3 separate regions of the Homo sapiens genome follow, and regions 2 and 3 are each linked to region 1. Evidence: read pairs that join two places in POLR2A ChIA-PET (ENCODE). Cell type or tissue: OCI-LY7. All regions are shown on one strand. Each heading gives the region's core, and the rest is flanking DNA. Links, peaks and the distances in the headings are about the cores only.

Region 1 (6,925 bases), core at 1-5,000:
GTACGTGATATGGCACCTCCATCTGAAAGAGTCTGTGCTGAGGGCAGGCTGGAGTCACACATGGGAATAAGCCAGGCGACCCTCCAATCTGCCATCCGTGATTTAATTCCACGACGGCAGAATGGATGGCATGTCACTTGCTCCAAATACCAGTGCCCATTGCTTCAAATAGTAGTCCTCCTCAATCCCTGGCATGGTTGTTGACTTTAAACACCGAAGACTCCACATCTCTTACAACGACTTCTTGTGCGGCTGGCCCAGGACCTGGGCGAGGCAGTAGGGGATGACACTGACGGATGCCAGGGGCACTACCGCACTCTTGCAGAAGGACAAGACGTAGAAGACCAGCTCGACTTGGGATGGGGGTTTCAAGGAGTCAAAGACGTGCAGGAGGACGAGGGAGGCTACAATAGAGCTGAGGCGGAATGGGAGCCACTTGCTGAGTTTCCCCTTGCAGCTCTCCCTGTACATGCTGGAGTTGAGAGCCAGCCCCAGGCCAAAGAGCGTGCCCAGGTTCTTGAGGAGGCTGGCAAAGGGTGTGGTGTCAATGTGGACCCATTCTGGCTGCTCGCACCACCTCTGGGCTTTCTCCAGAGTCCACAGGAGGTCTACACCCAGTCCCTTGAGCAGCAGATAAAATCCGATGGCGAAGCTGAACAGGAAGAAGGTAATGAGAAAATATTTCTTGAGGCTGGCATTATAGATGCTGTGGATGTGGCTGAAAGTTTCTGCAACAGCAATGCCTGAGTGGAAGAAAGCATGACTGTGAGAGATAGGAAGGATTTGGGACCTTTGCTAGAGGTGGGTTTGGAGGAGTGGGTGACATGCCATCCGTTCTGCGACTGTGGAATTAAATCACAGATGGCAGATGGGAGGGTCGCCTGGCTTATTCCCATGTGTGACTCCAGCCTGCCCTCAATATAGACTCTTTCAGATGGAGGTGCCATATCACGTACAATCTCCCACCGTATGCAAATTTCCTACCAGGAGGTCCTCCTATCTCTACTTGAAATACCCTCAGAGGTAGGGAGCTCACCCCCACTATAACAGTCCATTTTATCTTTGAACGGAATTGATTGCTGAATAGTTCTTCCTTGTCTGTGTGAAACTGGTCCCCCTCTAATACTGTCTATTTTTCTCAGTTCTTTCTGCAGGAGTTAGTAAGTGATGAATCTAGTCCCTCTGTCACACATTTGAACACAGTTATTCTCTCTAACCTAAACATTCCCAGGTTTTTCATGTGATATGGCTTCCAGGTTCTTCCTCAAACATGGAACCCAGTACTAAATGCTGTGTTACTTTTGTGATTACCATGAAACCATTATCTCCCTTGTTCTCAACATTCTTCTTTGAATGCTGCTATGTTCCGTTCTTACAAATCTCCAGGGGAGAAATTCCACAGTTTTGTTAAGGTCTTATATTCCAGTGCCTCCCACAAAATCTTTCTTATGCTTAACTTAAATCTTGTCTTACCCTTGTTAATTGGATCTAAGAAAACACATATTCAGGCAGGGTGCGGTGGCTCACCCTTGTAATCCCAGCGCTTTGGGAGGCCGAGGCGGGCGGATCACGAGGTCAGGAGATCAAGACCACGGTGAAACCCCGTCTCTGCTAAAAATACAAAAAATTAGCCGGGCATGGTGGCGGGCGCCTGTAGTCCCAGCTACTCGGAGAGGCTGAGGCAGGAGAATGGCGTGAACCCAGGAGGTGGAGCTTGCAGTGAGCCGAGATCGCACCACTGCACTCTAGCCTGGGTCACAGAGCGAGACTCCATCTCAAAAAAAAAAAACAAAAAAAAACATATTCAAAACTCTGAACCTATAAAAGAGATCAACTGCAGTTATCTATTAGGTTTGCAAATGAATGTATTTAAATGAACAGCTTTCCTAGGACATCGTGTTAATTTGTTAAATTTGGCAGATTCCCTGAAAAGTAAATTAGGGCCTGTTGAAGACCAGTAAGAAATAAAGATTGTAAAAAGCTCTGAGATTTCAAGCTAATTCAATTTGGTGCGTTAATTTGATGTATGGTAACTTCTACACAATTCATTCTATAGATCTGGGCACTCTTATAGAAATTAATCATTTCAAGTTGCTCATTCTTGACTTTCAACCCACAGAAATGCTAACAGTACTGATTACACACAGGATGTGGCTGGAATGCTGGGATTTTGTCCTGATTAGGGAGAGAAACGGAATGGGGTTTGGGGGAGAAGGAAGGGAGTCAGATCAGCCCATACCTGACAGGACTCCAGCAACAACTTGATGAGGAAAATGAGCAGCAAGGTAGATTCGTGACAGACAGACATTCAGCTGCACAGCCCAGAATCCCAACCACAAAATGACATTCAAGCACCTGCAACAGAAGAGGCAACCATAACAGAACACAGGTGCAGATCCTTCAGCAAAGAAAACAGCCCCTGCAGAAATGTTGGAGCCTGGCAAACTTAGGTGCTCTCAGTGGAATTTTTGTAAATTAAAGCCAGTACTCAAAAGTCCAAAGATGCCTGTTGGGGGCTGGGTGCAGCGGCTCAGACCTGTAATCCCAATACTTTGGGAGGCCGAGGTGAGAGGATCACTTGAGGCCAGGAGTTCAAGACTAGTCTGGGCAACATAGCAAGACCCCTGTCTCTTTAAAAAAGATCAAAATTGACCAGGCACGGTGGCTTATGCTTGTAATCCCAGCACTTTGGGAGGCCGAGGTGGGTGGATCACTTGAGGTCAGGAGTTTGAGACCAGCCTGATCAACAGGTGAAACCCCATCTCTACTAAAAAAAAAATTACAAAATTAGCCAGGTGGGGTGGCTCACGCCTGTAATCCCAGCTATTTGAGAGGCTGAGGCAGGAGAATTGCTTGAACTCAGGAGGTGGAGGTTACAGTGAGCCGAGACTGCGCCACTGCACTCTAGCCTGGGCAACAAGAGCAAAACTCCGTCTCAAAAAAAAAAAAAAAAGGCCAGGCGCGGTGGCTCATGCCTGCAATCCCAGCACTTTGGGAGGCTGAGGCGGATGGATCACTAGGTCAGGAGTTCAAGACCAGCCTGGCCAATATGGTGAAACCCCATCTCTACTAAAAATAAAAAAATTAGCCAGGTGTGGTGGCACGTGCCTGTAGTCCCAGCTACTCGGTAGGCTGAGGCAGAAGAATAGCTTGAACCCAGGAAGCGGAGGTTGCAGTGAGGCGAGATGGCGCCACTGCACTCCAGCCTGGGCAACAGAGCGAGATTCCGTCTCAAAAAAAAAAAAAAAATGCCTGTGGCAAGTGGTTAACCCTTGTGTATATGAATTTTAACTTCCCTATTTTATCTGTTTGATAATTAAGGATTTGCATGGCTGGCGCGGTGGCTCATGCCTGTAATCCCAATATTTTAGGAGGCTGAGGCAAGCCAATTGCTTGAGATCAAGACCAGCCTGAGCCTGGGCAACATAGCAGAACTCTGTCTCTACAAAAAGATACGAGAAATTAGCTGGGTGTGGTGTGTGGCCTGTGGTCCCAGCTACTCAGATGGCTGAGGTGGGAGGATCGCTTGAGCCTGGGAGGCAGAGGTTGCAGCGAGACATGATCGTGCCACTGCACTTCAGCCTGGATGACAGAGCGAGACTGCATCTCAAAAATAAAAATAAAAAGGATTTGCACTGTGGCTGCACACCCGGAATTCTCTGTAGTAGGAATATCTTCTGTTTCTCTGGTTATTTTAACCTGGATGGGTGACTCTGTGGTTGGTACAGACATGGGTTTTTATTTAAGCCCTGCTGCTACTTCACTACCTTATTTTTATAAGTCCCTTCATGGTGTTGGGCTTTGTTTCCTTATCTGTAAAACAACGGATTGCACTACTGGATCCCTTTCAGCCCAAACATTCCCTGACTCTGAGGTTTATCCCTATCCAAAGTGCCACAACTCTTAATCAGCGGCTGCCCAGGTGTGGGAGCGGGCTAGGGGGATGTGAGGAAGAATACGTGGTGTGTCAGCTACAGAGAGAGCTGCCTCCTGCCCTCCACCACCTACACCCCAGTGGTGAGTTCTTACCGAAATCTGTAGGTCGGCTTTATCTTTCCCTGAAAGATGGAAAGAGTAGATGTGACCATCACGTAGTATACACCTGCTGTGCCCATGGCATGGCCAGAGGGGCTCCCTAAAGGGCAGGAAAGAGAATGGAGTAAAGGTGAAAAGGTCCTCATCTGGGAGACAGTGCATCATCTACCCAGCCACCCAGCCATCCCCCTATCCACCCATCTACCCATTCATCCATCCATTCACCCCCCATCCATCCGTTCACCCCCCATCCATCCACCCATCTTACCATCCATTCGTTATCCATAATTCATTTATTTAACAAATTTCCATCTCCTATGCACCAAGCATTGTGCAAGGCTCTGGGAATACAATGATGAGCAAAGCCAGAGAGGGGCCCTGCTCTTGCAGTTTAATACAGTCTGGAGATTACACAAAGAATCAGCATACTGGGCGTACAATTACAAACTGATCTGCCCTCCACATCTTCTGTTCCTTCTCTCCTTGCACACTCTGTTCTGGCTACACTGGCCTCATTGCTTTCCTTTAAACACACCAAACACGTTCCCACCTCAGGGCTTTTGCATTGCAATCTTCTCTGGCCAGACAGCCCTTCACAGCTCTTCTGCCAGAAACTTACTTCCTCACATCCTTGAAGACTTGACTCAGATCTCATATTCTCAGTGAGTCCTACTCTGACCACGCTATTTAACCCTGCTTGCAACCGGTTCCGTTTTTTTATTTGTTTGTTTTTTGTTTTTTTAGAGACAGTGTCTTGCTTTGTCTCCTAGGCTGCAATGCAGTGCCATGATCATAGCTCACTGCAGCCTCGACCTCCTGGACTCAAGCAATCCTCCCACCTCAGCCCCCTGAGTAGCTGGGACCACAGGTGCACACCACCACACACAGCAAATTTTTTAAATGTGTTTTGTTTGTTTGTTTGATTGTTTTTGCCCAGGCTGGTTTTGAACTCTTGGGCTCAAGCAATCCTCCTACCCTTGGCCTCCCAAAGTGTTGGGATTATAGGTGTGAGCCACCATGGCCCGTCTGGTTCCCATCCCATTCTTAATTCCTCTACCCTGAGAGATAGAGGGTCCTGAGATGTGCCGCCCAGACCTCCCTCCTGAACTGCAGGACTTATTTCGTAGCTGTTGAGAGTGTGATGGTAGATGGCTTTCTGCTCTCAGCCTTCTCCTGGCATTGCCCTGGGCTAAAGAGAGTCGCCTTGATCAAGGTTACGCTCTCCCCAGGGTCTGATTCCCTTGTCCCAACTTGGACCAACTCTGAGGAGCCATCCCCAGCTTCAGAGCTCGCTGTGGGGTTGGATGAGGCAGAATCACAACCGGACCTCTCCTTCTGCCCTGTTCCTGTTCCTTCCCTTCTACAAGTATAGTTCCCCAGAGTATCTAAACTCCTGCACGTGAATCTCCATTTCAGCCTGCTTTCCAGGGAACCCCATAGATAAATAAAGGCTTTCTTCCCTCCCTCCCTTCCTCCTTCCCTTTCTTTCTCCCTTCCTTCCTCCCTCCCTTCTTCTTCCTTCTAACACTAACAATTATATACCTTGGGTAATTCATTTAAACTTTTTTTTTTTTTTCCTGACAGAATCTTTCTCTGTCACCAAGGCTGGAGTGCAGTGGTGTGATTTCAGCTCACTGCAACCTCTGCCTCCCGGGTTGAAGTGATTCTCCTGCCGCAGCCTCCTGGGTAGCTGGGATTACAGGCGCCCGCCACCATGCCTGGCTAAGTTTTTGTATTTTTTTATTAGTGACGAGGTTTCACCATGTTGGCCAGGCTGGTCTCAAACTCCTGACCTCAGGTGATCCACCTGCGTTGGCCTCCCAAAGTGCTAGGATTACAGGCGTGAGCCACCGCGCCCGGCCTACTTTCTGAGCCTTAGCTACTCTACCTAAGGAGCAGAGATAATAATTTGCTTCTATTAAGACAGAGGACTAAATAAAATAACCTCTTAAAGCCACTTTAAACTTTCCAGTCTGTGCCTCCATTAATTTCAGGGAGAAATTCATCCTTGATAACAAGCTGTTATGATGAAAGCAAACATATTTCTACAAAAGATGTTTGGTCCTTCTTTCCTTCTCCTTTCCTTTTCTTCTTCTTCTTCTTTTTTTTTTTTTTTGCCTATAAACAATCATTTTCTAGTATTATATGTGTGTGTGTGTGTGTGTGTGTGTGTGTGTGTATATATATATATATTTTTTTTTTTTTTTCAGATGGTGTCTCATTTTGTCGCCCAGGCTGGAGTGCAATGGCGCAATCTTGGCTCACCACCTCCCAGGTTCAAGCGATTCTCCTGCCTTAGCCTCCTGAGTAGCTCAGATTACAGGCATGCACCAGGACACCCAGCTAATTTTTGTATTTTTAGTAGAGACAGGGTTTTGCCATGTTGGCCAGGCTGGTCTTGAACTCCTCACCTCAGGTGATCCACCCGCCTCAGCCTCCCAAAGTGCTGGGATTACAGGGTGAGCCACCGTGCCTGGCCTATCCTACATATTAATAGTTTACTTTTTTTTTGAGACAGAGTCTCGTTCTGTCATTCAGGCTGGAGTGCAGTGGTCCGATCTCGGTTCACTGCAACCTCTGCCTCCCAGGTTCAAGCGATTCTCCTGCCTCAGCCTCCCAGGTAGCTGAGACTACAGGCGTGTGCCATCACGCCTGACCAATTTTTCCATTTTTAGTAAAGACAGGATTTTGCAATGTTGGCCAGGCTGGTTTTGAACTCCTGACCTCAGGTGATCTACCTACCTTGGCTTCCCAAAGTGCTGGGATTACAGGCATGAGCAACCACAACTGGCCTAGTTTACTTATTTATTATAATTTTTGTATATTTCACCTCCTCTATTCAGATTTCAGCTCCACAAGGGCAGGGATCTTTGTGTCTGTGTTGTTCACT
Region 2 (8,092 bases), core at 2,175-7,174, 630 kb after region 1:
CTTACAGAAATATATTCCCCAGGCTAGGTGCAGTGGCTCACGCCTGTAATCCCAGCACTCTGGGAGGCTGAGGTGGGAGGATCACTTGAGGCCAGGAGTTTGAGACCAGTCTGACCAACATGGTGAAACCTCGTGTCTACTAAAAATACAAAACAATTAGCTGGGCGTGGTGTCACGCACCTGTAATCCCAGCTACTCGGGAGGCTGAGGCACAAGAATCTCTTGAACACAGGAGGCGGAGGTTGCAGTGAGCCGAGATCATACCACTGCACTCCAGCCTGGGCAACAGAGTCAGACTCTGTCTCAAAAAAAAAGAAAAGAAAAAAAAAAAAGCAATATATTCTCCAAAAGAAGACCTCCTATATTTTATTAGGAATAATAATAGTCTGCAGCCTAGGCTTCAGTTGGCACACTATATTCGTATCCTGAACTACATCAAGGCACATTTGTGTACAGACATGGTTGTGCTCTTCAACTCAACGGATCCTTTCAATAACCTTGAAGGCAGTCAGGGCCAGAATCACACCCTTTGATTAGTCCATGAAAGAAACCTGCCCAAAGCTGTCTGGCCAGTAAGTGCACAGATGGCACCAGGATCCAAGTTGCCGGGCCTTGTGGGCAGGGTCTCAGTATAACCTTTCTAAGCTTCCCCAAGCCCAGCACACACCGGCGGAGTGAAGAGGCCTCCCTGGGCTGGGCTAGCCCACCATTTTTCTGCGGTGCGGAGCATGGCATCTCCATTCTCGCCCAGCCTACACCCCTGCTCTATTGAATGGGACAGTGTGCTCTGTGCACACTTACATGAAGGTGGGTTTGAGTTTATGGATTAAGAGAATTATCCCAAAGGGCCGGGCATGGTGGCTCACGCCTGTAGTCCCAGCACTTTGGGAGGCTGAGGCGGGTGCATCACCTGAGGTCAGGAGTTCGAGATCAGCCTGGCCAATATGGTGAAACCCCGTCTCTACTAAAAATCCAAAAATTAGCTGGGCGTGGTGGTGCACACCTGTAGTCCCAGCTACTCAGTACGCTGAGGCAGGATAATCACTTGAACCAGGGAGGTGGAGGTTGCAGTTAGCTGAGATCACGCCGTTGCACTCCAGCCTGGGCAACAAAAGCGAAACTCCGTCACAAAAAGAAAAAAAAAAAAAGAGGGAGAGAGAAAGAATTATCCCAGGTCCCCTTTCTGCCTTGCCCTTGACGATCAGGTCTGCCCATGCCCCTACCCTGGGGAGAACAGATTGAGGTCACCTTGACTTGACCTTCCTTGGGGGGTGGAGGGAGGTGGTACAGAGATGCCTTTGTTTCCTGTGCTCCAAGTCCCTTCTTCAAGGAGAGTTCCTGTTACATGGGAGCCAGAGGGGAGGTGGGGTAGGGGTGAAGGGCCTTCCCAAGAAAGCTGGAGGCTTTCTAGGAAGTATCTTTTCACCCTGCGGCAAAGGGGAGAAGCCCTGGAGCACTTAAACATCCTGTTTCACCCCCACCTTGCCTCTGCTTGGACAGCCTACCTGCACTCCAGCCCCCACCGGAGAAGGCTTCTAGAAGTGGGGCCATGGGCCCATGCTCAGAGTATACCCCACCTCTGAGGCCAGGCCCTGGTACCTCCCTATAGAAATGCCACCCCCATTCTTGTCCAAGAAGACAGATCAGGACCTAGGGAGGGTGTGTGTTTATATGCACAGGGTGAGGACTTCTGTGCAAATCTGGGGGAAGGGAAGGAGCTGCCGGAGCTTGGGTGAAGCCCGTTCCTGCCGCTGTCCCCTATCCACCACTCTTCAGGGAAGTCACTTTACAGTGAAGTCACCAAGAGAACACAAGGCCATCCTGCCTGAGGCATAGTGACTGTCCTCTGTTTCTGGGAATAGCATGAGGGGAAGGGTGTGGGGCTGGACAGGGTGGGTAGGAGAGGAGTCCTGCTTCCTCTGCCCAGCTGCCCAGCCTGCCTGCCCTGGGGGAGAGGCTTGTAGGCCGGTTTCTTTCTGGACGAAGAGAAGAGGATGCAGAGTCTGTGCCAGGTTCACATTTCCCAGCCAGTCAGGTGGGCAGGAGGAGCCCACCCTTTGCAGCCCCCTCATTGCAGGGCCAGGCCCAGGAGCCTGGAGAGAGGAGAGAGGGCACACAGAGCCAGGCAGCTGAGTGGAATTGGCACTGTCCTGGGCAGCCCTGGGTCAAGCCTGGCTTCTCATCCTCATCCATGATGACTATCAGGCCGCTCTTCCCGCTGAGCTAGTTTCTCCTCCTTCCAGCCCAACAAGAAATCTTTTGTGCCTTGGCCAGCCCAGTACCCAACCTCAAGCCCTCTGGGGGTTGTGTGCGAGGGGGCTGAGCATCTTCCACGACACCTCCCAGTACTCTGCCACTTTCCTTTGTTATGACTGGAGGGGGTTCCTTTCTGTAGAATCTGTTTCTCATTGTTTCTTCGTTTCTTAAGTCTCAGATCTACCCACATCTTCCTTGCTCCAAGCCTCAAAAAAGTGCTTCGGCCAGGCTTTTCCCCTTACGCTGGCCTCTCAACTCCAAGCACTAGCCCCTTTCATTCCATCTACCTGGAATGTCATTCCTCCCTTGGCCACCTGGTGAAATTGGCCTCATCTTTCCTAGGGTTAGTGTGGCCTAGAGGAAAACACAAAGGCTTTGGAGTCATAAGGTCCTGGTGCAGACCCTGGCTCTGCTGTAGGATCTTGAGTGAGTGAGTCTGCCTCTTGGATCTAAGCATCCTCACTTGTAAAGAAATAGCAAGACCCACTGCTGGGATTTCTGTTAAGACCCAGTCACAGGCCCGGTGCGGTGGCTCAAGCCTGTAATCCTAGCACTTTGGGAGGCTGAGGCAGGTGGATCACCTGAGGTCAGGAGTTTGAGGCCAGCCTGACCAAGCCAGCACAGACTCAGCATGGTGAAACCTTGTCTCTATTAAAAATAAAAAAATTAGCCAGGTGTGGTGGCAGATGCCTGTAATCCCAGCTATTTGGGAGGCTGAGGCAGGAGAATCACTTGAACCTGGGAGGCAGAGGTGGCAGTGAGATGAGATCACACCACTGCACTCCAGCCTGGGTGACAGAGCGAGACTCTGTCTAAAAAAAAAAGACTCAGTCACAGTGGCTGGTGCATTGTAGGTGCTCAGAGGCCTTGGCCAGTAGAGCTGGGTGTTTTTTCCTCTGCCCTTCAATCCCATCTGTATTACAGGCCCCTTCTTATGGCCCTAACACATTGCCTAAAGGGCTATGTCCCACTGCTTGTCCACAATAGAGTCTTCATAAATATCTGTTGGATTAATGAAGGCCCCTAAACCAGCACAGAACTTCCGGAGCTTTGACGGTTCAGGGCAGCCCCCTGTTCACTGACCACCCCCACCATGGTTCCCAGAAGACTCTCCCCCTGCTGCCCTGGCCTCTGCCTGCTCTGGTCCCACTGAGCTGCTTTTCTACACACAGTGGCAGCAGCAGCCTCATCTTTGCCTGGTGCTGGGCTGAATTTTGAGTTCTTAACCTGCCTGGCAAGCCAGCAAGATACTGGCTGCAGTGGCACTCTGCTCCCTCCTCTGCGTCCGCCCCACCCTCCCTGGATAATGCTGCATCCCCCAGGACTCTGGGTGGAGAGAGCCCAGTGACCCTGTCCCAAGAGGCGGGGTCGGGGGATCCTTGGCCTTTCCAGAGAGCCCACCCTTTAGCCTTTAGCTCTGGCTGGAAGGGAGCCCAGATTGGTGAGGCACACAGGAGCAAGACTGAGAGCAGGTGTGTGAGACTCTCCAGGTGGCGAGTCCTCCATGCACCTGCACATCCATCGCTCCCGTCCTCTCCCCTCCCCTCCATGTGACAAAGCACCAGCTCTCTCCTGGCCAGCACACTGGCTGGGATTAGGCTGAGGGAAAGAAAGAGAGAAAATGCTTTTTTATCAAGTGCCAGGCACAGTGCTTAGTTGCCTTCACAAATGCTCTCCTTTTTCCTTTAAAAAAACTGTCTATTTTACTAATGTTTTAATAGGGAGCATCTGCACATGATATATGTATTTTGTAACAAAAGATTCAAAAGGGTATGTGGTGAAAAGTTAGTCTCTGCCCTTTCCTGTCCCCCAGGGCCCTTCTGGAGGGGCAACAACAGTTGCTGGGGTCTTTTGTGCATTTAAATGCACGGAAGGATTCTGTGGATTTGAAACATATATTACACTCTACCCCCTAACTATGATTTACACGTGATGGGAAACTGAGATCCTCAGAGACATTAAGTACCTAGACCAAAGTCACACAGCTAGTTTTTTTTTGTTTTTGTTTTTGTTTTTTTTTTTTGAGACGGAATCTCGCTCTGTCGCCCAGGCTGGAGTGCAGTGGCGCGATCTCTGCTCACTGCAACCTCAGCCTCCCGGGTTCACGCCATTCTCCTGGCTCAGCCTCCGGAGTAGCTGGGACTACAGGCGCCCGCCACCACGCCCGGCTAATTTTTGGTATTTTTAGTAGAGTCAGGGTTTCACCGTGTTAGCCAGGATGGTCTCGATCGCCTGACCTCCTGACCCACCCGCCTCGGCCTCCCAAAGTGCTGGGATTACAGGTGTGAGCCACCGCGCCCGGCCAACAGCTAGTAAGTTAGCAGAGCTGGGATTTAGAACCATATCTAACTTTTCACCACCAATGCTCTGGCAGAAGTAAGCAGGGGCACTGACAGAGCCCTCCGAAACTGCAGAGCCCATTCCAAACCGAGGCCACGCCATTCTGAGGCCTTGGAGATCTGGCATCCCCGCCTTCTTTTCTGTTGAGCATCCTATACCTTCTCCACATGGCTCCAGGGTCCTGTACTGACCTATCCCCCTATGGAAGGATTCATCCCCACAGGGAAAAAGGGACATTCCCACAGTGCCCTTTCTTAGCAAATGTGTGGCCGGTGGTTGCCCAGGGTCAGCCTGACTCCTGGGATGCAGGAGGGAAGCCATAATAACGAAGGCCTCTGGTTTCTGGCCAGAGGGGATCATGGTTGTGGCTTCAGTGACGTTCCCAGAAAATGGCCTCATGATCTCTGGGGCAGGAGTGAGGGAGGATGTGAAGCAGGGAAGCTGCCCCCTCTGAAAGCCATGTGTTCATCTATGAGAGAGAGAGGGGAGGAGGCTGTAGGATGGGAGCAGGGGCATGCATGGACAAGGGCTGTGGACTAGACCCCCAGGCTCTTCCCCCAAGCCTCTCTCCTGGGTCAGGCTGGTGCACTAAGGGATGAGACCCTCCAGTGGACATTGCTGCATCTCCAGGTACCTTCTTGGGTCATTCCTGATGGGTTGGACTGTGGGGTCTTTCAGGATCCTAGCTTCCTGTTCAGTTTCTTTCTTTCTGTCATGTCTTAAGTCTGGTGTCCCCTCAATTTAAGGGAATATGTCCCCGAGGCCTAGAAGAAGAGGGTCCCACCCCATCAGAACTGTCAAGCAGAGAAGCAGGTGTCAGGCCTTCCCATCCCAGGATGACAACATTCTGTTTTGCTGAGGTAGTGACCCAGAACATTCTGTCCTCAGCATCTGTGCACACACCCAGCCAGGTCTAGCTTGGTGCCTGGTGACCATCAGTCAGAGATGTGCCTAGAGCTGCAAGAATCAAGAGGCATTCCCACCCACCCTTCAGGACATTTTTTTTTTTTTTTCTGAGATGGAGTTTTGCTCTTGCTGCCCAGGCTGGAGTGCAATGGTGTGATTTTGGCTCACCGCAACCTCCGCCTCCCAGTTTCAAGTGATTCTCCTGCCTCAGCCTCCCAAGTAGCTGGGATTACAGGCATGTAATCCTGTAATGGCACCACCATGCCCAGCTAATTTTGTATTTTTAGTAAAGACGAGGTTTCTCCACGTTGGTTAGGCTGGTCTCGAACTCCCGATCTCGGGTGATCCACCCGCCTCGGCCTCCTAAAGTGCTGGGATTACAGGCGTGAGCCACTGCGCCCGGCCCCCTTCAGGACATTTAAACTAGCGCCCTGTGGCTGCCACAAACCAGCTGGCTTGAGTCCTAGACCGCCGGTCTTGGGAAGAGGAGTATTCATCTTAGCTGCTACTAAACACCACAGTAGTAGTTAACCGCTATACAGTGCTTTACAGTGAAGCACTTTACATGTAGTAAACACTTATTTCCCGCAACCCGATGAGGTAGGTACTGTCTCTATCACCACATTACAAACGAGAAGATAGAGGAAAACACACTCAAGATTACCCAGCTCAAGGAATTGACAGAGTCTGGTTTGAGAACCTGTACTTTTTTTTTTTTTTCTTTTTTTGAGACAGGTCTCACTCTGTCGCCCAGGCTGGAGAGCAGTGGCACAATCATGGCTCACTACAGCTTCAGGCTGGGCACAGTGGCTCACAAATGTAATTCCAGCACTTTGGGAGGCTGAGGAGGGAGGGTTGCTTGAGCCATAAGTTCTTGAACAGCCCAGGCAATATAATGAGACCCTGTCTTTACAAATATTTTTTTTTTTTTGAGATGGAGTCTCACTCTGTCGCCCCAGGCTGGAGTGCAGTTTCGTGATCTCGGCTCACTGCAACCTCTGCCTCTCGGGTTCAAGCAATTCTCCTGCCTCAGCCTCCCCAGTAGCTGGGACTACAGGCGCGCACCACCACGTCCAGCTAATTTTTGTATTTTTAGTAGAGACAGGGTTTCAACATATTGGCCAGGCTGGTCTGGAACACCTGACCTCGTGATCCACCGACCTTGGCTTCCCAAAGTGCTGGGACTACAGGCGTGAGCCACCGTGCCCGGCCTACAAATAATTTTAAAAAATTAATCTGGGAGTAGTGGTGCACGTCTGTGGTCCCAGTTACTCATAAGGCTGAGGCAGGAGGATTGCTTGAGCCCAGGAGGTTGCCTTGAGCTGTGATTGTGCCACCACACCATGAGACCTTTTTCTGTGAGACTGTCTCCAAAAAATAAAAATAAAAAAAAATCATCACACCCTTGACCTCCCAGGCTCAAGTGATCCTCCCACCTTAGCCTCCTCAGTAGCTGGGACCACAGGTGTGTGTCGCCACACCGGGCTAGACCCTGTCCTCTTAATGACTGCATAGTCCTTGTAACCTCCATTTGCATTCCTAGAGCATAGCATTTGTTCCAAAAATATTTATTGAGTGTCTGTTCTGGGCTTGAACACGAGTAGGAGGATTTAAAAGTGAATAGCATATTGCGTCTGCCCTTGGGGACAGAGACAGAAACATGAAAACATGAAATTGTCCTTCAACACAAGAAGTGCTGTAATAGAGGCATGAATAACGCGGTGGGAAACAAGGAGGGAGGTCATGCTGCCTGAAGCAAATGTCACCGAAGGGCAGACATCAAGAAGGCAGGACATTCCAGGCAGAGGGAATAGCATGTGTGCAGGGATGAAAGCTCACAAGAAAGAGAAACATGAGTCAGGTGCGGTGGCTGATGCCTGTAATCCCAGCACTTTGGGAGGCTGAGGCGGGCAGATTACGAGGTCAGGAGTTCGAGACCAGCCTGGCCAACATGGTGAAACCCCGTCTCTACTACAAAAATACAAAAATTAGCCGGATGTGGTGGTGTGCGCCTGTAATCCCAGCTACTCAGGAGGCTGAGGAAGGAGAATCACTTGAACCCAGGAGGTGGAGGTTGCCGTGAGCTGAGACCGCACCATTTCACTCCAGCCTGGGCAACAGAGAGAGACTCCGTCTCAAAAAAAAAAAAAAAGAAAAGAAAAAGAAAAGATAAAAGAGAAATATGGAGAACATGGAGCACCTGAGTGTCAAAACATCATGGGCAGTAACTGTCAGGGAGATTGCCAGAGAGCTCGGGGTTGGTTGGCGCATCCATCCTGCTTCCTGCTTCCTTCTCTGGCCTCCAAGCTCCCTGAACCTACTCTGTGCAAAGCACTGTGCCAGGTGTTGGCCCAGAGTATGGGACTGCAGCAGTGGCCTGGGTAGCGGAGAAGGGTTTTTTGACCAGCTGGAGACCTTTGTGGCTGGTGTCATTCTGGAGGTGAAGAGAAGGCCGCTGGAAAGAGCTGCCCAGGGAGGACTATGGGAGAACTTGCAGCTCTGGGCCATCTCTGGACATGAACGTTTTGCATACACACAGGGGAGCTCTGTGTGTCTGAGTGGGGGCGGGAGGGGTCCTTCTCTCTCTTTT
Region 3 (8,092 bases), core at 1,505-6,504, 270 kb after region 1:
CAGGGTTTCACCATGTCACCCAGACTAGTCTTGAACTCCTGGGATCAAGCAATCTGCCTGCCTTGGCCTCCCAAAGTGCTGGGATTACATGCATGAGCTGTTGCTCCCAGCTACCGTCCACCATTCTGATCTACCACCCTGAAGACGATGGCTTGTCCTAAAGGTGCTCTCTGCACTGTTCGAGGATGACTGCAGCAGTGTGTGATGGTTAATTGGGTGTATTACTTGACTGGGCTAAGGGATGCCCAGATAACCGGTAAAACATTATTTCTGGCTGTGTCTGTGAGGGTGTTTCTGGAAGGGATTCTCATTTGAGCTGATGAACTGAGTGAAGCAGATGGCTCTCCCAGTGTGGGTAGGCATCACCCAATTCATTAAAGGCCTGAATAGAACAAAAGGATCGAGCAAGGGTGAACTCCCTCTCTCTGCTTGCGCTGAGACACCCATTTCCTCCTACCCTCGGACTTGGGCTTCCAAACTCAGAGTGGGACCCACATCATTGGCCCTCAGCTGATTACCTGGCGTTTGGACTCAGACAGAATTACACACTGGCTTTCCAGGTTCTCCAGCTTGCAGAGAGCATATCATGGGTCTTCCTGGCCTCTATAACCACATGAGCCAATTCCTATAAATCTCCTCATATATAAATATCTATCTGTATATCTATATCTAGAACCTACTGGTTCTGTTTCTCTGGAAAACCCTAATACAAGTCATTCCAATGCTATATCCCAACATGAAAAAATGCAGCTAGAGAGTGTGTCTTTTCCCATATGTCTCTTTATTTTTAACCAATGAGGAGACCTTCCCCAGAAGCCCCCAGAAGTCTTTATCCTCACATCTCACTGGCCTGTATTGTATTATATGCCCCTTCCTAAATCAGTCCCTGGCAGGGAATTGTGATAACAGTGATTGGCTTGGATTAATCAGGACTCATTGCTGAACCACTTGGAGGAAGGGTGGAATGCAAAACGAAATCGAGGCTTTGTCCCAAATGAAGGGGTAGGCAATGAAACCATACTGACACACGCCAGTTTTCTTTCTGCTTTTTTTGCTGGCTCCTTCATTTTTCTTTGCCATTCACTGTCAGGTTGTAGTCTAGTCCTCTTCCAATCTAGGATGTTCCCAGACCACATATTCTCCGTGGAAGATCCTATTCATGCTGTTAAATACAATTTACAGGAGTCCATTGCTTTAGACTAGCCTCCTGTCCTAGGCCCTAGCGATCCAGACCAAACCAGAATGGAGTCACTCATGCTAGATGTTACGTAATCAAACTGAGCTCTGAAACATGCCTATTAAAAAAAAAAAGAAAAGAAAAGCCAGGCGTGGTGGCTCACACCTGTAATCCCAGCACTTTGGGAGGCTGAAGCGGGTGGATCACCTGAGATCAGAAGTTCGAGACCAGCCTAAACAACATGGAGAAACCCCCATCTCTACTAAAAATACAAAATTAGCCAGGCATGGTGGCGCATACCTGTAGTCCCAGTTACTCAGGAGGCTGAGGCAGGAGAATCACTTGAACCCGGGAGATGGAGGTGGTGTGAGGTAAACTGAGATTGCGCCATTGCACTCCAACCTGAGCAACAGGAGCAAAACTGTCTCAAAAAAAAAGAAAAGAAAATGTGCTTTATTTTTTATTTATTTATTTATTTTCAAGACGGAGTCTTGTTCTGTCACCCAGGCTGGAGTGCAGTGGCGCGATCTAGGCTCACTGCAAGTTCCACCTCCCGGGTTCACACCATTCTCCTGCCTCAGCCTCCCAAGTAGCTGGGACTACAGGCACCCGCCACCATGCCCAGTTAATTTTTTTGTATTTTTTAGTAGAGACAGGGTTTCACCATGTTAGCCAGGATGGTCTAAATCTCCTGACCTCGTGATCCACCCACCTCAGCCTCCCAAAGCGCTGGGATTACAGGCGTGAGCCACCACACCCGGCCAGAAAATGTGCTTTAAATTCAAGGGCCCAGGCACGGTGGCTCGTGCCTGTAATCCCAGCCTGCACTTTGGGAGGCCTAAGTGGATGGACTATTTGAGGTCAGGAGTTTGAGACCAGCCTGGCCAACATGGTGAAACCCCATCTCTACTAAAAATACAAAAATTAGCCAGGCATGGTGGTGCGCACCTGTAATCCCAGCTACTTGAAGGCTGATGGAGGAGAATTGCTTGAGGTTGGGAGGCAGAGGTGGCAGTGAGCTGAGTGAATGGCACTTGCACTCCAGCCTGGGCAACAGAGTGAGACTCTGTCTCAAAAAAATAAAATAAAATAAAAAAATTCAAGGGACCATTGGAACCTTTGGGAAGACTAGTGGCCCTGGGCCATGGAGTAAAAACTAGATTGCAAAAGGTTACTTATCCTTTTTGTATTTTTGAATTTTTAATTTAATTTTGCTAATCTCTGTATCATTCCAATTTTAGTATATGTGCTGCCAAAACAATCACTGCTTAACCTTATACACAGTTGGCACAAAGGGATGTTTGAGAAATCATAAAATTGAGATGTGTGGAAGATAAGGAAGTGGTCGGTGAGTATACACTTTTTTTTGGAGGGTTCAGGGTCTCGCTCTGTTGCCCAGGCTGAAGTACAGTGATATAATCACCATGCACTGGAACCTCAACCTCTCAGGCGCAAGCAATCCTCCCACCTCAGCCTACTGAGTAGCTGGAACTACAGGCACATGCTGCCATGCTCAGCTAGTGAAAAAAAGTTTTTTGATGCAGCTGTAGCAAAATATTGCTTATAATTATCAATATTTTAAAAATACAGAAATTGCTGGGTGTGATGGCTCACACCTGTAATCCCAGCATTTTGGGATGCCAAGGTGAGAGGATCAATTGAGCCCAGGAGTTTGAGACCAGCCTGGGCAACATGCAGACCCCCTCTCTCTACAAAAAAATAAATAAATAAATAAAAATTAGCCAGGCATGGTGGCACATGCCTATAGTTCCAGCACTTTGGGAGGCTAAGGCAGGAGGATTGCTTGAGCCCAGGAGTTTGAAGTTACAGTAAGCTATGATCGTGCCATTGCACTCTAGCCTGGGCAACAGAGTGAGACCTTGTCTCTAAAAAAAAAAATTAAATACAGAAGTTATTAGGCCCACTTCAAGATCTCGTTATTGAATGCATTAATAAAGGACACAAAATAAAAGAAAATGTATAACTATGTCAAAAATTATTCAGGCAACTTAAAAATATTGTAACAACATATTGTATATAATTGGTTCCTGTGGTAATTCTATGTGTATCATTTTATGTATTCAAAAAACACCGGGGCGGTGGCCCATGCCTATAATCCCAGCACTTTGGGAGGCTGAGGCAGGCGGATCACCTGAGGTCAGGAGTTTCGAGACCAGCCTGGCCAACATGGTATTTTTGTACTAAAAATACAAAAAAATTAGCTGGGCGTGGTGGTGGGCATCTGTAATCCCAGCTACTTGGGAGGCGGAGGCAGGAGGATTGCTTGAACCGGGAAGGCAGAGGTTGCGCCACTGCACTCCAGCCTGGGTGACAGAGCGAGACTCCGCCTCAAAAAACAAAAAAAAAAAACAAAAAAACCCCCACCAGACTGCCGAAGGAATCCACAGTTAAAAAAGGTTAGGAACCCTTGCTCCAAGAGAAAAGAGAGAAAGGGAGACTTGTAGTGTCTGGGGAACCTGGCTTTTTAGGAGAGAAGAGAGGCTAACATGTTAAAATACTGCAAGGGCAGAGAGGCGATTTTGAGAGCCAAGGTCCCTGAGGAGGCTGAACTACTGGGATGCAGGGCTCAGGTGGAGGGATTAAGTACAGGAAGGAAACCTTTCCCACAATAAAAGGGAGGAAAGAATAAGAGTGGATAAAAATAAATGTTTCAGTGGGGTGGGAGTGGGGGGCAGGAATTGAGGGGGGCTTCTGCCTGATGGCTTCTATTTTCACCTACAAGTAGGAGTGAAGTTATCTGTCGAGAGTTACAATGAGAAGGGAGGAGGATAAAGGTAGGAAACAGAAAGGACTGACAAGGACAGCCCAGAAGAGCTCCCAGCCCAGGAGTGGAGTGGCCAGAGACCACCGGGTTGTCATGGCAACCACCTGCTTGGGTGTGCACTGCCTCCATCAGTGCTCAGCTGCCAAGTGTGGGATAAGAGGGCAGAAAGTCAGCTGGAACCAGGGCTGGGGTTCTCCCAGGAGGATGAGGGGAGGATCAGGGGAATGGAAGAAGCATGGATCAGCATATCCAGGCTGCAGGAAGAAGAATGTGAAGCTAGAATGGGGCTGATAGCTGAGGAGGGTGAATAAACACAGGGAAGAAGAATGAGACCAAGGGAATGAGAAAGTGGAGATGCAGGAAGGGATGAACCACGGATGACCCACTGAAGTTTTTTTTTTTTTTTTAAAGACAGAACCTTGCTCTGTTGCCCAGGCTGGAGTGCAATGGCATGATCTCAGCTCACTGCAACCTCTGCCTCTTGGGTTCTAGCAATTCTCCTGCCTCAGCCTCCAGAGTAGCTGGGACTACAGGCATGCACCATCACGCCTGGCTAATTTTTGTATTTTTAGTAGAGACGGGGTTTCACCATGCTGGCCAGGCTGGTCTCGAACTCCTGACCTCAAGTGATCTGCCCGCGTTGGCCTCCCAAAGTGCTGGGGTTACAGCCACCATGCCCGGCCAGAGCTAGTGAAGTTTAAGGTTAAGGAATAGTTCATGGATGGCAAGTGCTGGGCTCTGGCCACTGTGTGGGCAAGTGAAATAGAGAAGAGGTAAAGGGTGTTGGTAAAGGGGAACTGCCAGTCCAGCCAGGACCATCCAGATGGACATATTAGGTTGATGCAAAAGTAATTGTGCTTTTTGCCATTAAAGGTAATGGCAGCCGGGTGCGGCAGCTCACGTCTGTATTCCCAGTACTTTGGGAGGCCAAGGTGGGCAGATCCCCTGAGGTCAGGGGTTTGAAACCAGCCTGGCCAACAAACATGATGAAACCCGTCTCTACTAAAAATACAAAAATTAGCGAGATGTGGCGGTGGGCACCTGTAATTCCAGCTACTCAGGAGGCTTAGGCAGGAGAATCACCTGAACCTGGGAGGCAGAGGTTGCACTGAGCCAAGATGGAGCCATAGCGCTCTAGCCTAGGTAGCAGAGTGAGACTCTGTCTCAAAAAATAAATAGATAAAAAATAAAAAAATAGGCCGGTCGCGGTGGCTCACGCCTGTAATCCCAGCATGATCTCAGGTGGATCATGAGGTCAGGCACTGGAGAACAGCCTGGCCTACATAGGGAAACCCCATCTCTACTAAAAATACAAAAAATTAGCCGGGCGTGGTAGCAGATGCCTGTAATCCCAGCTACTTGGGAGGCTGAGGCGGGAGAATTGCTTGAACCTAGGAGGCAGAGGTTGCAGTGAACTGAGATTGTGCCACTGCACTCTAGCCCGGGCAACAGTGCGAGACTCCGTCTCAAAAAATAAATAAATAAATAAAATAAAATAAAGGTAATGGCAAAAACTGCAACTACTTTTGCACCAACGTAATAAAAGTCACCTGGGATGAGAGTGAGACCCCCCCCCCCCCCTGCCCCGCCACCCAATGTGGAGAGGAAGGTCTTCTGGAAATATGGAGGAGTGATTTTGAAGTCATTAGATCATTGGAACAATAGTAGATAGAGGCCAGGTGCAGTGGCTCACTGCTGTAATCCCAGCACTTTGGGAGGCTGAGGCAGGAGGATCACTTGAGGTCAGGGGTTCGAGACCAGCCTAACCAACATAACGAAATCCTGCTTCTACTAAAAATACAAAAATCAGACGGATGTGATGGCATGCACCTGTAATCCCAGCTACTTGGGAGGCTGAGGCAGGAGAATCGCTTGAACCTGGGAGGTGGAGGTTGCAGTGAGCCAAGATTGTGCCATTGCACTTCAGCCTGGCAACAGAGAAAGTTAAAAAAAACAGAACAAAACAGAAAAACCTCTAACCTTTATAAAAGAGGCTACAGCCTGGGCAACACAATGAAACCGCCGTCTCTTAAAAAAACCTAAAAATTAGATGAGCATGGTGTTGTGTGCCTGTACTTCTAGCTACTCCAAAGGCTGAGGTGGGAGGATTGCTTGAGCCCAGGAGTTTGAGGCTGCAGTGAACTACGATCACACTATTGCACTCCAGCCTGGGTGACAGAAAAAAAAAAAAAGTATGGTGGTTTCCAGCCCAGGAAGGTGGTCCCCTCCCATACCCCACCCAACCAGAAGGTATTTGCAAACCCACAGAGGCCTTTGGTTTTATCACAATGCTGTGGGTGGGTGATACTGGCATTTGGTACCTAGAGATTAGAGAGGCTAAACACTCTGCGATGCACAGGAGAGCTCCACACGCTGATGAATTGTCCTACGCAAAATGCCAGTCATGCATCTCATACATTTTATGGATAAGCAGACTGAGGGTCACAGAGCTGAGGTACGTGCCTACTTTTGGGAGCTTCTGTAGCATTGAAATTATATTAAGATTTTTTTGTTTAAGAGATAGGGTCACTGCAGTGAGATGAGATCATCCCACCACACTGCAGCCTGGGCAACAGAGCAAGACCTTGTCTTGGGCATGGTGGCTAACACCTCTAATCCCAGCACTTTGGGAGGCCTAAGTGGGAGGATCGCTTGAGGCCAGGAGGCCGAGGCTGCAGTCTTTGCACCACTGCACACCAGCCTGGGTGACAAAACAAGACTCTGTTTCAAAGAGAGAGAGACAGAGAGAGAGGGTCTCGCTCTGTTGCCCAGGCTGGCCTCCAATTCTTGGACTCACACAATCTTCCTGCCTCAGTCTTCCAAGTAGCTGGGACTACAAATGCGTGCTACTATGCATGGCTTAAGATTTTGTGTCTACATCAGAGGTCCCTGTGGCAGACAGTGTCAAGCAGCAAGTCTCACCCTTTCACCCTAGTTGCCGCCCAGTGATTGGTCTGTGTTTGCCACAGTTCAGGCCAACGAGATGTAAGCAGAAGTCATGGAGCAGGGCTCCTGGGTAAACTTTCTCAAAAGGGCAAGTGAAGCTGGATGCTCCTTCCCCATTGGCTCTGCTCCTTCCTACCTACCTTCCTTCCTCCCTCCCTCCCTCCCTCCCTTCCTTCCTTCTTCCTCTCTCTCTCTCTCGTTCCCTCCCTCCCTCCTTCCTTTTTTTTTTTTCTTTTTTAACAGGGTCTCACTCCATCACCCAGGCTGGAGTGCAGTGGCATGATCTCGGCTCATTGCAGCCTCAACCTCCCGGGCTCAGGTGATCCTCCCACCTCAGCCTCCCAAGTAGCTGGGACTACAGGTGCATGCCTCCCAGCTAATTTTTGTGTTTTTTTCTGTAGAGACCAGGTTTCACCACATTGCCCAGGCTGGTCTCAAACTCCTGGGCTCAAGTAATTATCCTGCCTCCATCTCCCAAACTGCTGGGATTCCAGGTGTGAGCCACCATGCCCAGTCTCTGCTCCCTTCTTTCTGCTAGGAACTTGGTTCCACAGCCATCTTGTGCCTATGAACGCAAAAGCCACGTTAGTGATGGTGGAGCAGAAAGAAAGAAAGACCACGTGTTCTTGCTGACTTTCTAAGAAGCACCCCAGACCTGGACTGCCCACCTCTGGATTTAACAAATGAGAAAAACAAACTATTATTTGTTTAAGCTACTGTTAATTGGTTGTTCTGTTGAATGCATTTCTACCTGATAGAGTCATAGGGCCAGTTAGTAACCCGGGTTTTGACTCTCACAATCTAATATGCTTTCCTTGGCAGCAGTGGATCTCCAAGTGTGGTCCCCGGACAGGCAACATCAGTATCATGGAGAAACTTGTTAGAAATGCAGAATATCATATGCCACCCCAGACCTTCTAAGTCAGAAACCCTGGGGGTGGGCCCAACGATCTGGTTTAACAAGCCCTCCCAGTGATTCTCATGCACCGAAAGTGTGAGAACCACCGTTCTGTAGCCATGCTCTTCACTGTGTGGTTCTGGACAACCTGGGAGCTTGCTTAAAATATACCATTTCAGCCGGGTGCAGTGACTCACACCTGTAATCCCAGCACTTTGGGAGGCTGAGGTGAGCGGATCGCTTGAGCCCAGGAGTTTGAGACCAGCCTGGGCAATATGGGGAGACC

The links. ChIA-PET counts read pairs that join two places held together with the same protein. Peaks named below come from ENCODE experiments on the same cell type or tissue, not always from the same donor. Only the 100,000 strongest peaks of a DNase experiment are listed, where the experiment ranks them.
Region 2: POLR2A ChIA-PET joins it to region 1 with 5 read pairs; 2 of 35 experiments call an interaction of 5 or more read pairs at or near these places.
Region 3: POLR2A ChIA-PET joins it to region 1 with 7 read pairs; 2 of 35 experiments call an interaction of 5 or more read pairs at or near these places.

What each region holds. Positions count from the first base shown.
Region 1 is chr17:42,904,733-42,911,657 of GRCh38, reverse strand. G6PC1 (glucose-6-phosphatase catalytic subunit 1) reads right to left here. Exons shown (of 5, transcript NM_000151.4): 3 at 4,030-4,135; 4 at 2,240-2,355; 5 at 1-743. The coding sequence ends at 232. Among named protein-coding and RNA genes, the nearest start is that of G6PC1, 7.4 kb to the right of the region's middle. In OCI-LY7, for the core only: CTCF peaks have their summits at 2,900 and 3,295; DNase peaks (open chromatin) are centred at 2,347, 3,311, 3,967 and 4,663; H3K4me3 peaks cover 1,605 bases; H3K27ac peaks cover 2,933 bases.
Region 2 is chr17:42,277,321-42,285,412 of GRCh38, reverse strand. It overlaps a transcript of STAT5B not described here. Among named protein-coding and RNA genes, the nearest start is that of STAT5B, 5.0 kb to the right of the region's middle. In OCI-LY7, for the core only: no CTCF peak of the experiment used is centred there; no DNase peak of the experiment used is centred there.
Region 3 is chr17:42,638,550-42,646,641 of GRCh38, reverse strand. No RefSeq gene overlaps it. Among named protein-coding and RNA genes, the nearest start is that of TUBG2, 17 kb to the left of the region's middle. In OCI-LY7, for the core only: no CTCF peak of the experiment used is centred there; no DNase peak of the experiment used is centred there.